Regions from separate parts of the Homo sapiens genome. Here region 1 is linked to region 2. The links are chromatin contacts, found by Hi-C in ENCODE. All regions are on one chromosome and are shown on one strand. Each heading gives the region's core, a stretch centred on a gene start or an enhancer-like site at or near the end of the contact. The rest is flanking DNA. Distances are from core to core; before and after follow the strand shown.

The links. A loop is a pair of places that touch in the nucleus more often than their neighbours do. Pooled maps may share reads with other maps.
Region 1: a pooled map shows a loop between it and region 2 (4-fold over the local background). The contact joins the promoter of NFATC4 here to the promoter of ZFHX2 in region 2. A Hi-C loop is called at or near these places in 3 of 168 maps with a recorded cell type or tissue (OCI-LY7, ascending aorta and breast epithelium), 1 of 37 single-sample maps with no recorded cell type and 3 of 50 pooled maps.

The regions. Positions count from the first base shown.
Region 1 is chr14:24,366,199-24,370,963 of GRCh38, forward strand. NFATC4 (nuclear factor of activated T cells 4) reads left to right here and starts at 1,986. Exons shown (of 10, transcript NM_004554.5): 1 at 1,986-2,242; 2 at 3,301-4,396. The coding sequence starts at 2,143. LOC124903291 (a long non-coding RNA gene) reads right to left here and starts at 3,187. Exons shown (of 2, transcript XR_007064085.1): 1 at 3,049-3,187; 2 at 1-329. RefSeq lists silencers at 417-726, 2,445-2,824 and an enhancer at 3,787-4,630.
Region 2 is chr14:23,548,921-23,553,819 of GRCh38, forward strand. ZFHX2 (zinc finger homeobox 2) reads right to left here and starts at 2,845. Exons shown (of 10, transcript NM_033400.3): 1 at 2,423-2,845. It also overlaps a transcript of THTPA not described here. RefSeq lists enhancers at 1,637-2,299, 3,149-3,198 and a silencer at 2,779-3,018.

The DNA of each region.
Region 1 (4,765 bases), core at 736-3,235, 820 kb after region 2:
GGTGAGAGGGGAAGGCGGTTGGCTGGGCAGGAGCTGAGCCAGACACATGGAGAAACGCTGCCCAGGATCAAAGGAAATATGACATTTGAAAAGAATGTGTGCGTCTGCATGTGCTGTGCCTGCGGGGAGTGGGGCCGGGGAGGGGCAGAGTCTGGGGGAACAGGGGCTGGGCCTCGGGGTCTCTATCCCTGCTTTTCTCGCCTCCGCTTCCCACCTCCCTTGCCCTCTTAGGTACAGGCTGGTTGATGGGTCGAGGTGTTCCTCGTCCTCCCTCCCCGTGGGTTTCTCCTTCCTTTATTTCCGAGATGAAGCTGGAAGGGAAATGTAACCTGAGGAGACCAACCAAAGGAAAAAAAAGAAAAAAAAAAGAAAAAAAAAAAAAAGAAAGAAGAAAATCAAACCAGGCCGCTTCCCCGCTCGGCCTCGGAACATTCTTCTCTCCCCGCCGGCCTGGGCTCTTCTCCCCGCCCCTCCTGTGTTGCGGCCCTGGGCTCGGAGCCGGGGCAGCTCCGCACGTCACTGGGGTCCCCGGGGACTGGGGGGGTGGTCCCCTGGGCGGGCCCGAGGGAGGACCGAGGGGAGGGAGGGAAGCCGCCTCGGCCGCTGCGGAGCTCCGGCCCGTCGGGCCAGCCCTCCCTTCTTTCCCCAGTCCCGTAGAGCCTGTTTCTCATTAGAGTAACGGGCGCGGTCCCCGCCCGGCTTCTGAGTGTTTGTAAACGTCTGACCTGGGGCCGTCGCTTAACCGTTTAGTTGCTGGGATGGGGCGGCGTTGGGGGTGCGGCCCTGAACCGGAGGGATTTAGAGACTGGAGACGCGGCCTCTAAGAGAGGTTGAAACTGTGTGTGTGTGGGAGAAAATGATAACCACCCTCCCATCTCTCCTACCCGCCAGCCTCGCCAGTATCTCCCACCGAGTCACGAATCTCCCATCTAACTCCCTCTCACACAACCCAGGCCTCTCCAAGCCTGACTTTCCCGGAAACTCCAGTCCAGGTCTTCCTTCCTCCTCCAGCCCAGGTGACAGGTGTCCAGCCTGTTGGGGGCGGGGGGGCCAAGGAGGGGGAAGAGGAGGGGAACCCACAGGGTCCGGAGGTTTCAGGCCCCTAGTAAACCTGGCAAGGATTTTTAGAAGAGCCGGAGTGGGATGCTATCGGGTCAGAGATTCATTCCAGACTACAGTTCTAGGGAGGAGGCTGCCAACTTCCCGTGGAGGCTAATTCACGGCCCCTCTGGGTGGCTGGGACAAGGGCAGCGGCAAAGCCTGGCCTGGATCTACGCCCATCAAGGGCTGTGGGCCTAGGGACAGTTCTCAAAGCCTCTTTGGCTCGGACTGCTCCCAGAGGCATCCAGGCTGGCTAAGCGTTCTTCATCTTTGGGGGTCCTGGAGGAATGGCTGATGGAGGCGCTGATTCGGCAGCGCAAAGACTTCCAGAAGGCCCGGGCAGAGTAGCCCCAGGCAAGGGAGGCGGAAGAATAGCCTTTTCCTCTTCCGAGCAACTCGGTGCCACTCTGCCCCCAGGACCCTCCTGGCCTCAGGCTTGGAGGGAAAGGGGAGGAGAAGTGGTTCTGCCTTGCTAGGTGCTATCTACACAGTCTTCAGAATTTAAAAAAGGGTCTTCCGTGGGCTCTCTACCCTGGGGGCCCAGGATGTGGCCCCTTTAAGGCTCTCGGACCCAGAACCTTGAACTGAGACTAGGGGAGGTGGGGGCTGGGCTCTCTGCGGGAAATGATTGTCACAACGGCGGACCAATAGGCAACATTAGTATCACTCTTGAAGGACCGTTTTCCAATTCAGTTTTTTTTTTTTTGAGGGGGAGGGACTGAAGAGAGGACAGAGGGAGGGAGGGTGGGGGAGGACGAGGGGCGCGTGGTTTTCCCATCTCATCCCTGGAGGAGGGGCTGGAGCATCCCCGGCAGCCAATCAGGGACAGGCTGGGGGGGGGACCGCTTTGAAGAAGTTTGGGGGAAAAAAGTTTGGAAAAGTTTCTATAATAACGAGGGGGCTTCTGGAGGGAGGCGGCAGCGACGGAGGAGGGGGCTTCTCAGAGAAAGGGAGGGAGGGAGCCACCCGGGTGAAGATACAGCAGCCTCCTGAACTCCCCCCTCCCACCCAGGCCGGGACCTGGGGGCTCCTGCCGGATCCATGGGGGCGGCCAGCTGCGAGGATGAGGAGCTGGAATTTAAGCTGGTGTTCGGGGAGGAAAAGGAGGCCCCCCCGCTGGGCGCGGGGGGATTGGGGGAAGGTTAGTGCTGGGCTGGGAAGGGGTCTTGGGGTCAGTGAGAGGAGGGCCGGGGATCCTGAGTCTGGGGAATTTAAGGCAGCGAGCCTAGGGTGGGGGGTGAGGGAGTCAGAGGTCGAAGGGAGTCGGGGGGACTCGTTGGCCTGCGGAAGTGAGGCTGGGGGCCCGGGCACCACTTTCTCCTTTTTAGGTCGTGACTGGGGTGGGGGTGGGGGTGCTGTTGGCTGTGCGCCGCCTCCCGGCTGGGCCGCCTGTCACTGAACTGGGGGGCGGGCGGGAACTACGGCCCCAACAGCACCAGGCGCCGCCAGGGGAAGGGGAGGTTTGGCGCTGGAGCTGGCCCCTGGCGGACCGAGCTCTGGCCCGGCCGACTGGACGCCCGGGGCTGGGGGCGCTGTCAGGCCTCGCTGGGGCGCCCCTCCCCCTCCCCCGTCTGGCCGCAATGAGAGGCAGATGGCGGGGACCGAGCCGGGGGCGGCGGCCGCCGCTCGCACGAATCCGCGCTGCCCGCTGCCCCCCTTCCCCCGGCTGGGCCCAGCACGCATCACCCCCTCGGCTGCACCTCCGCCCCTAGATGGCGAGGAGAGAGGGAGGAGCCACCTCCCCTCGTCACCACAGCCCTGACGCCCCCCTCCCCTCTGGCCACGGTTGCGATGGCAACTGGGGCTCCTGCCAGCGCCGTTTGGGGGTTTGGGAACCGCTGCTAATTGGGTTCATGTGTGAGTCGCCCCCAGTCCAGCCCAGTGCCTCAAGAAACACGCCTCCAGGCCCAGCCCCAGCTCCAGCCCCTCTGGACCCACCTCTCTCACCTTAAGACCCACTGGATCGGGTACCCTCGGTCCTAGGATCCAGGGGCCAGTGGGCAAAGGCCTGGCATGCCTGCTTCAATCTCCTCCATCTTCCCAGGTCCAACTCTGCTTTTGTCTTGTGGCTCAGAAGGTCTCTTTGCTGAGGGGCAGGGAGCATAGAAGGACTTGCGGCCTGGCCACTCAAGGAACATAGCCATCTCACCTGCTTCTCTCTTTCCCCCTCTCCCTCTGCTCCTCTTCCCATTTTGACAGAACTGGACTCAGAGGATGCCCCGCCATGCTGCCGTCTGGCCTTGGGAGAGCCCCCTCCCTATGGCGCTGCACCTATCGGTATTCCCCGACCTCCACCCCCTCGGCCTGGCATGCATTCGCCACCGCCGCGACCAGCCCCCTCACCTGGCACCTGGGAGAGCCAGCCCGCCAGGTCGGTGAGGCTGGGAGGACCAGGAGGGGGTGCTGGGGGTGCTGGGGGTGGCCGTGTTCTCGAGTGTCCCAGCATCCGCATCACCTCCATCTCTCCCACGCCGGAGCCGCCAGCAGCGCTGGAGGACAACCCTGATGCCTGGGGGGACGGCTCTCCTAGAGATTACCCCCCACCAGAAGGCTTTGGGGGCTACAGAGAAGCAGGGGGCCAGGGTGGGGGGGCCTTCTTCAGCCCAAGCCCTGGCAGCAGCAGCCTGTCCTCGTGGAGCTTCTTCTCCGATGCCTCTGACGAGGCAGCCCTGTATGCAGCCTGCGACGAGGTGGAGTCTGAGCTAAATGAGGCGGCCTCCCGCTTTGGCCTGGGCTCCCCGCTGCCCTCGCCCCGGGCCTCCCCTCGGCCATGGACCCCCGAAGATCCCTGGAGCCTGTATGGTCCAAGCCCCGGAGGCCGAGGGCCAGAGGATAGCTGGCTACTCCTCAGTGCTCCTGGGCCCACCCCAGCCTCCCCGCGGCCTGCCTCTCCATGTGGCAAGCGGCGCTATTCCAGCTCGGGAACCCCATCTTCAGCCTCCCCAGCTCTGTCCCGCCGTGGCAGCCTGGGGGAAGAGGGGTCTGAGCCACCTCCACCACCCCCATTGCCTCTGGCCCGGGACCCGGGCTCCCCTGGTCCCTTTGACTATGTGGGGGCCCCACCAGCTGAGAGCATCCCTCAGAAGACACGGCGGACTTCCAGCGAGCAGGCAGTGGCTCTGCCTCGGTCTGAGGAGCCTGCCTCATGCAATGGGAAGCTGCCCTTGGGAGCAGAGGAGTCTGTGGCTCCTCCAGGAGGTTCCCGGAAGGAGGTGGCTGGCATGGACTACCTGGCAGTGCCCTCCCCACTCGCTTGGTCCAAGGCCCGGATTGGGGGACACAGCCCTATCTTCAGGTGAGGGTTGCGCCTGGCACTACCGCTCTCTCTAGCCATTCCAGTAGGGGAGCAGGAGGGTCAAGGGATGGATTTGAAGACACTAGTTTCATGCCCTCTGAATTTCAAAAGAGTATCTGCAACCAGCTCAGCAGCTGCCAACTACCTGGTTTTAAAGAGAACTAGAAAAAAAAGTGCACCTCTGGATGATTTACAAGAGGGCAACAGTTCCCTGTGGGACAATTAGAAAAAGCCCCTCCACCCTCCCACCCCTAGCTATTGTAGGAGGATCAACTAGGTTAAGGAGGTGTTCCTGTAGCCTATAGAGTGCTCCCAAGCCCCCGCTCTGCACTGGCATGTGGCTGAGTGTGGAACTTGGGCTGGATTTCA
Region 2 (4,899 bases), core at 1,595-4,094:
CTTTGATACCTCATCCTCTCCTCTTTTCCTCCTACCAAGCTCTGTGCAGCTCTGATCTGCCTCAGCACTCCTTCGTTTGCCATCCATTTACCTTCTTTGTACCATACTCTCTTCCCATCTCATCTTGTTCAGCAATTCCTCCCTTCCCCCTCTTTACTACTGTATTAATTTCATAGTGCTTTTTCTGTTGACCTCCACTTTAGGAATATTCTATCATTTCTCTTCCTTTTACCTTCTGTATTGCTATCAACACGTTTTGTTTCATTCTTCCAATTTCTTATTAATCACCCCTTGGTTCCTCCCCTGCCCCCGAGTCCGCATAGATTTTCCTCCCTTCCTTTGCACATCCCTCACGTCATACATTTCTCTACCCCATGTGTTTATTGCACCGACCACCCCTTTCTTTCTTTAATTCTGTTCACCTCTGAAATCGTCCATCTTCTGCCCATGTCTGCCTGCTCCTTTTACCTTTCCAAGCTCCTGAGGTTTGGAAAAACAATGATGGGCTAAAAACTAAGGTAAACTCTCCAGATCCTTTATCCACCCTTACTGTTCTTCAGGCTAAATGAACTTGGCTCCTTACATACGATAGCTTTTATTACACTAATAAACACTGCCTCATTAAAAAAAAATGGTGCTGGATCTAAATATGATAGTAGCAGGGGCCTAGGAAGAAGATGAACTAAAAAGTGAAGAAAAAGCAACTGATATCTAGAATGAACTGAAGGATGGGGGGCAACCAGGCAGGGTGGAGCTTAGAGTCCTAGGGAATGTCCCCTTACAAAATCAAAGTTGACAGTTAACTGACATAATGGCACTGACTGATGGAGGGGTTATATGCCCCTGGAAGCTCATTAAATTTATTTCTTGGCCTGTTTATGTGCCTTCACAAACCATACCCCACACCTCTCCCAGCCCTTTGCTTGCTGGTACTTTCTGCTGCTGGGGTTAAAATGCTGGATAAGAGGAAAAGGGATAAAAGAAACTAGAAACTTAGGGTGATCAAGAAGAAAAGGTAGGAAGAGGGCAGATTATGGGAACAAAGGTGGAAACTCAGAGCTCATGGGAAACAGATGGAAAAAAGGGGTGAAGCAAAATGGGGAAATAAAAAATATACAATGATACAGTGGGGGAAGGGAGTAAAATTAAGTCAGCAGGGAAGAGGTTTTGTTGTGCGAAGCTCCTGGAAAGGCAGATGACACGCATGAGACCAGAAGGTGAGGTTCTGATGAGGGAGACAGGCACATGGCAAAGGGGACAGTCAACAATGCTAGGAAGTTCCAAAGCTTCTCTGGTGATGGTGGAAGAGGAGGCTGTCCTGGCCATGCTGAAGGCACTAGAGGCTTTGGCGAAGACACATTTGCTCCATCATCCCACTCCTCCAGGCCCTGACTGTGACCACCACAATCATGACTGATAAGCAAATTCCAAAGTAGCCTGAAAAGGCCAGAGATATCCAGACAGACTCTGAAGGAGAGGGCATGGAATCCTAGACCGACAGAACAGGCAGCCAAGGCGTGACACATAGTGATAGAGACACACAAGGAGAGGATCACTCAGATGGGAAGGGTCACAAGTGGAGACAGTGACATACAGATCCAGAGATGGATGGGATGGAAGAGACAAGATGAAGAACAGCAAAACCAAAAGTCAGGGACACATGGACAGAGATCAGCGGGGCTACAGGCACAGCGAGGAAGCGTGGTCCTGTGCTTGAAAATGATAGGGCTGCTCAGAGGGGCAGACGAGCGGATGGGGGTGGTAGGATGGGCGTGCAGGACAGACACGCTTCACCTTGAATGGGCTTATGGCCTCCCCTCACCTACTCAACACTTTCAAAAAAAGGAATGGAAAGCCCAACTTCAGCCAAAAACGAACGAAGACTGAGAGTATCCACGTCCCCTCCCACTCCACGCCCCAGCGCGCTAGCCCATCCATCAGCCCGCCGGCCGCGGTTCTCCCATCCCACAGCCGGCGGGGGGCCGCCGAGACCCAGGACCCTCCAGGCTGACAGCTCTGAGCCCTCACACTCACCGGGCCTCCCCTTCCCCCCGGGATCCCCGCTCCCTGCCCAACTCGGCGCGGTCCGTCTAGGCTTTCCATACCCTTCGTCTGTCCGGCGGGCCTCTGCCTTTCCCGTTCCCGTTTCTCCCTCCACCCCCGCATCTCTCTTCCCCCATCCTCGCGCACGCCCTCTTCCTCCCACACCCCTGTCTGCTATCTCCCAGGGCTCTCGGTCTGTCTGTCCGTCCGTCCTTGTCCCCTCCCCCAGCCCCTTCCCGTCCCTCTCCGTCCCCTCCAGCGGCAGTCTCCAAGCGCCTCCTCTCCCGTCTCGAGCTTCCAAAGAGCAAGGAAGGGAAGAAGAGAGAGAGGGAGAGGAGAAAAAAACCAACCCAGCAGCATCGGAAATCGATGCACTTACACCTCAGCTGGAAGCAGGGACGGGAGTCGAACCGCGGCCACCGAGCAGCGCGAGGCGGGGAGGGGAGGGGGCGGCTCTTGGAAGGGACTTCTCCGATGTGTTGATTCCTCTTTTTTCCCCTCCTCCTCCCTCCCTCCAGCGCTCGCTCCGGGGCGTCAGGGACGGAGACGGAAAAAAATAAATAAATAAATTCACGGCGGTGAGGGAAGTGAAGGAAAATAATCAATGCTATTTGGCTGCGGCTGAAGTGTTTCCCCGGCTTCGTGAGGGGGTTTCCATTGATTCACCCTGGGCACTCGCTCGCTCCCTGCCTCCTCCTCCTCCTCCTCCTTCTCCTCCTCGCCCTCCTCCTCCTCCTCCTCCTCGCCCTCACTCCTCCGCCTCATTCACTGGCTGGAGTCTAGGCGTCCCACACAATGGAATAATCAATACCCAGGCGCCCGGGGCTGCCCCACTGAGCAGGTGCAGCGACCCGCCCGCCGCGGCGCATGCCGGGAGTTGTAGTCTGTTCGCGCCCGCCCGCCTGCCTCGCGGGACCCAGGGCCGGGGGCAGGCCGGCCAGCCCACCAGGTCGCCTCCAGGTTCAAGCCGGTGCCTGCAAAGAGGGCAGGCCCCTTTAAACTCTTTTCCGTCTCCTCTCCTCTTCATCCTGTGGCCTGCAGAAACCATACATGTGTTTTGTTGTTTTGTTTTAAATCAGCTTCAGAACAAGCCCTGAGCCGCCCAAGGCCTCCTTTTTTCATTCTCTTCTTCCTGCCTTATTATTCCGCCTCCCCCATCTCCCCCCGCGAAATTGGGTACTAGAACCTTCTCTACCGCAGCAATTACTCTTTAGTCTCTGAGAGCTTCTGCCTCCTCCACACGGTTACATAGTCCCCTGAGCTGGGTTGGGGGAGGTTCGGGCTCCTCCTCATCTTCAGTTTATCGCTTATTAAGTGCTCCTGAATTTTTTTTTTTTTTTTTTTTCTGGAGACGGAGTCTCACTCAGTCGCCCAGGTTGGAGTGCAGTGGTGCGATCTCGGCTCACTGCAACCTCCACCACCGGGTTCAAGCGATTCTCCTACCTCAGCCTCCTAAGTAGCTGGGATTACAGGCATGCATCAACACACCCAGCTAATTTTTGTATTTTTAGTAGAGACGGGGTTTCACCACGTTGGTCAAGCTGGTCTCGAACTCCTGACCTTGTGATCCGCCTGCCTCGGCCTCCCAAAGTGCTGGGATTACAGGTGTGAACCACCACCGCGCCCAGCCCGTTTTTTTGTTTGTTTGTTTTTTTCTTGAGACAGAGTCACTCTGTCGCCCAGGCTGCAGTGCAGTGGCATGATCCCGGCTCACTGCAACCTTCACCTCCCAGGTTCAAGTGATTCTCCTGCCTCAGCCTCCCAAGTAGCTGGGATTGTAGGTGCCCACCACCATGCCCTGCTAATTTTGTATTTTTAGTAGAGACGGGGGTTTCACCATCTTAGCCAGGCTGGTCTCGAACTCCTGACCTCAGGTGATCCACCGGCCTCAGCCTCCCAAAGTCCTGGGATTATAGGGGTGATCCACCTCACCCGGCCGCTCCTGTATTCTAATAATAATTTTTAAGATTTCTTGAATGCACAGGGACAGTTCCAAGCACTTTTACATACATTGTTTACTCCTCTCAATACCTCAAGCATGAGGTAGATGCTATTATAGTCTCATTTATTGAGGAAACTAAGGCACAAACAAGTGAATTAACAGGCCCAAGGTCCAATGGCCAATAAGTAAGTGACAGTGCCAGGACTCAAAAACCTCCATGGTCTGGCTCCAGGGCCCATACTAACTGCTATAGCCTACTTCTCTTAAACAACACAACAAAACCCTGAAGTTCACATGACAAAAAGGAGAGATAAATGAACATTTTGAGTTTATACTATGTGACAGTTTATGACTGAATCCTCACAGGTAACTGTGAGGCAGGCCACATTTTCTCAATGAAAAAGCAGAGGCTGGCCGGGCATGGTGGCTCACTCCTGTAATCCCAGCACTTTGGGAGGCTGAGGTGGGTAGATCACCTGAGGTCAGGAGTTCGAGACCAGCCTGACCAACATGGTGAAACCCTGTCTCTACTAAAAATACAAAATTAGCTGGGCGTGGTGGTGGGCACCTGTAATCCCAGCTACTCGGGAGGCTGAGGCAGAAGAATCGCTTGAACCCGGGGGGCAGAGGTTGCGGTGAGCCAAGATCACACCATTGCACTCCAGCCTGGGCAACAAGAGTGAAACTCCGTCTCAAAACCAAAAACAGGCCGGGCGTGGTGGCTCACACCTGTAATCCCAGCACTTTGGGAGGTGGAGGCGGGTGGATCACAAGATCAGGAGATCGAGACCATCCTGACTAACAGGGTAAAACCCCATCTCTACTAAAATTACAAAAAATTAGCCGGGCATGGTGGTGGGCACCTGTAGTCCCATCTACTTGGGAGGCTGAGGCAGGAGAATGGCATGAACCCT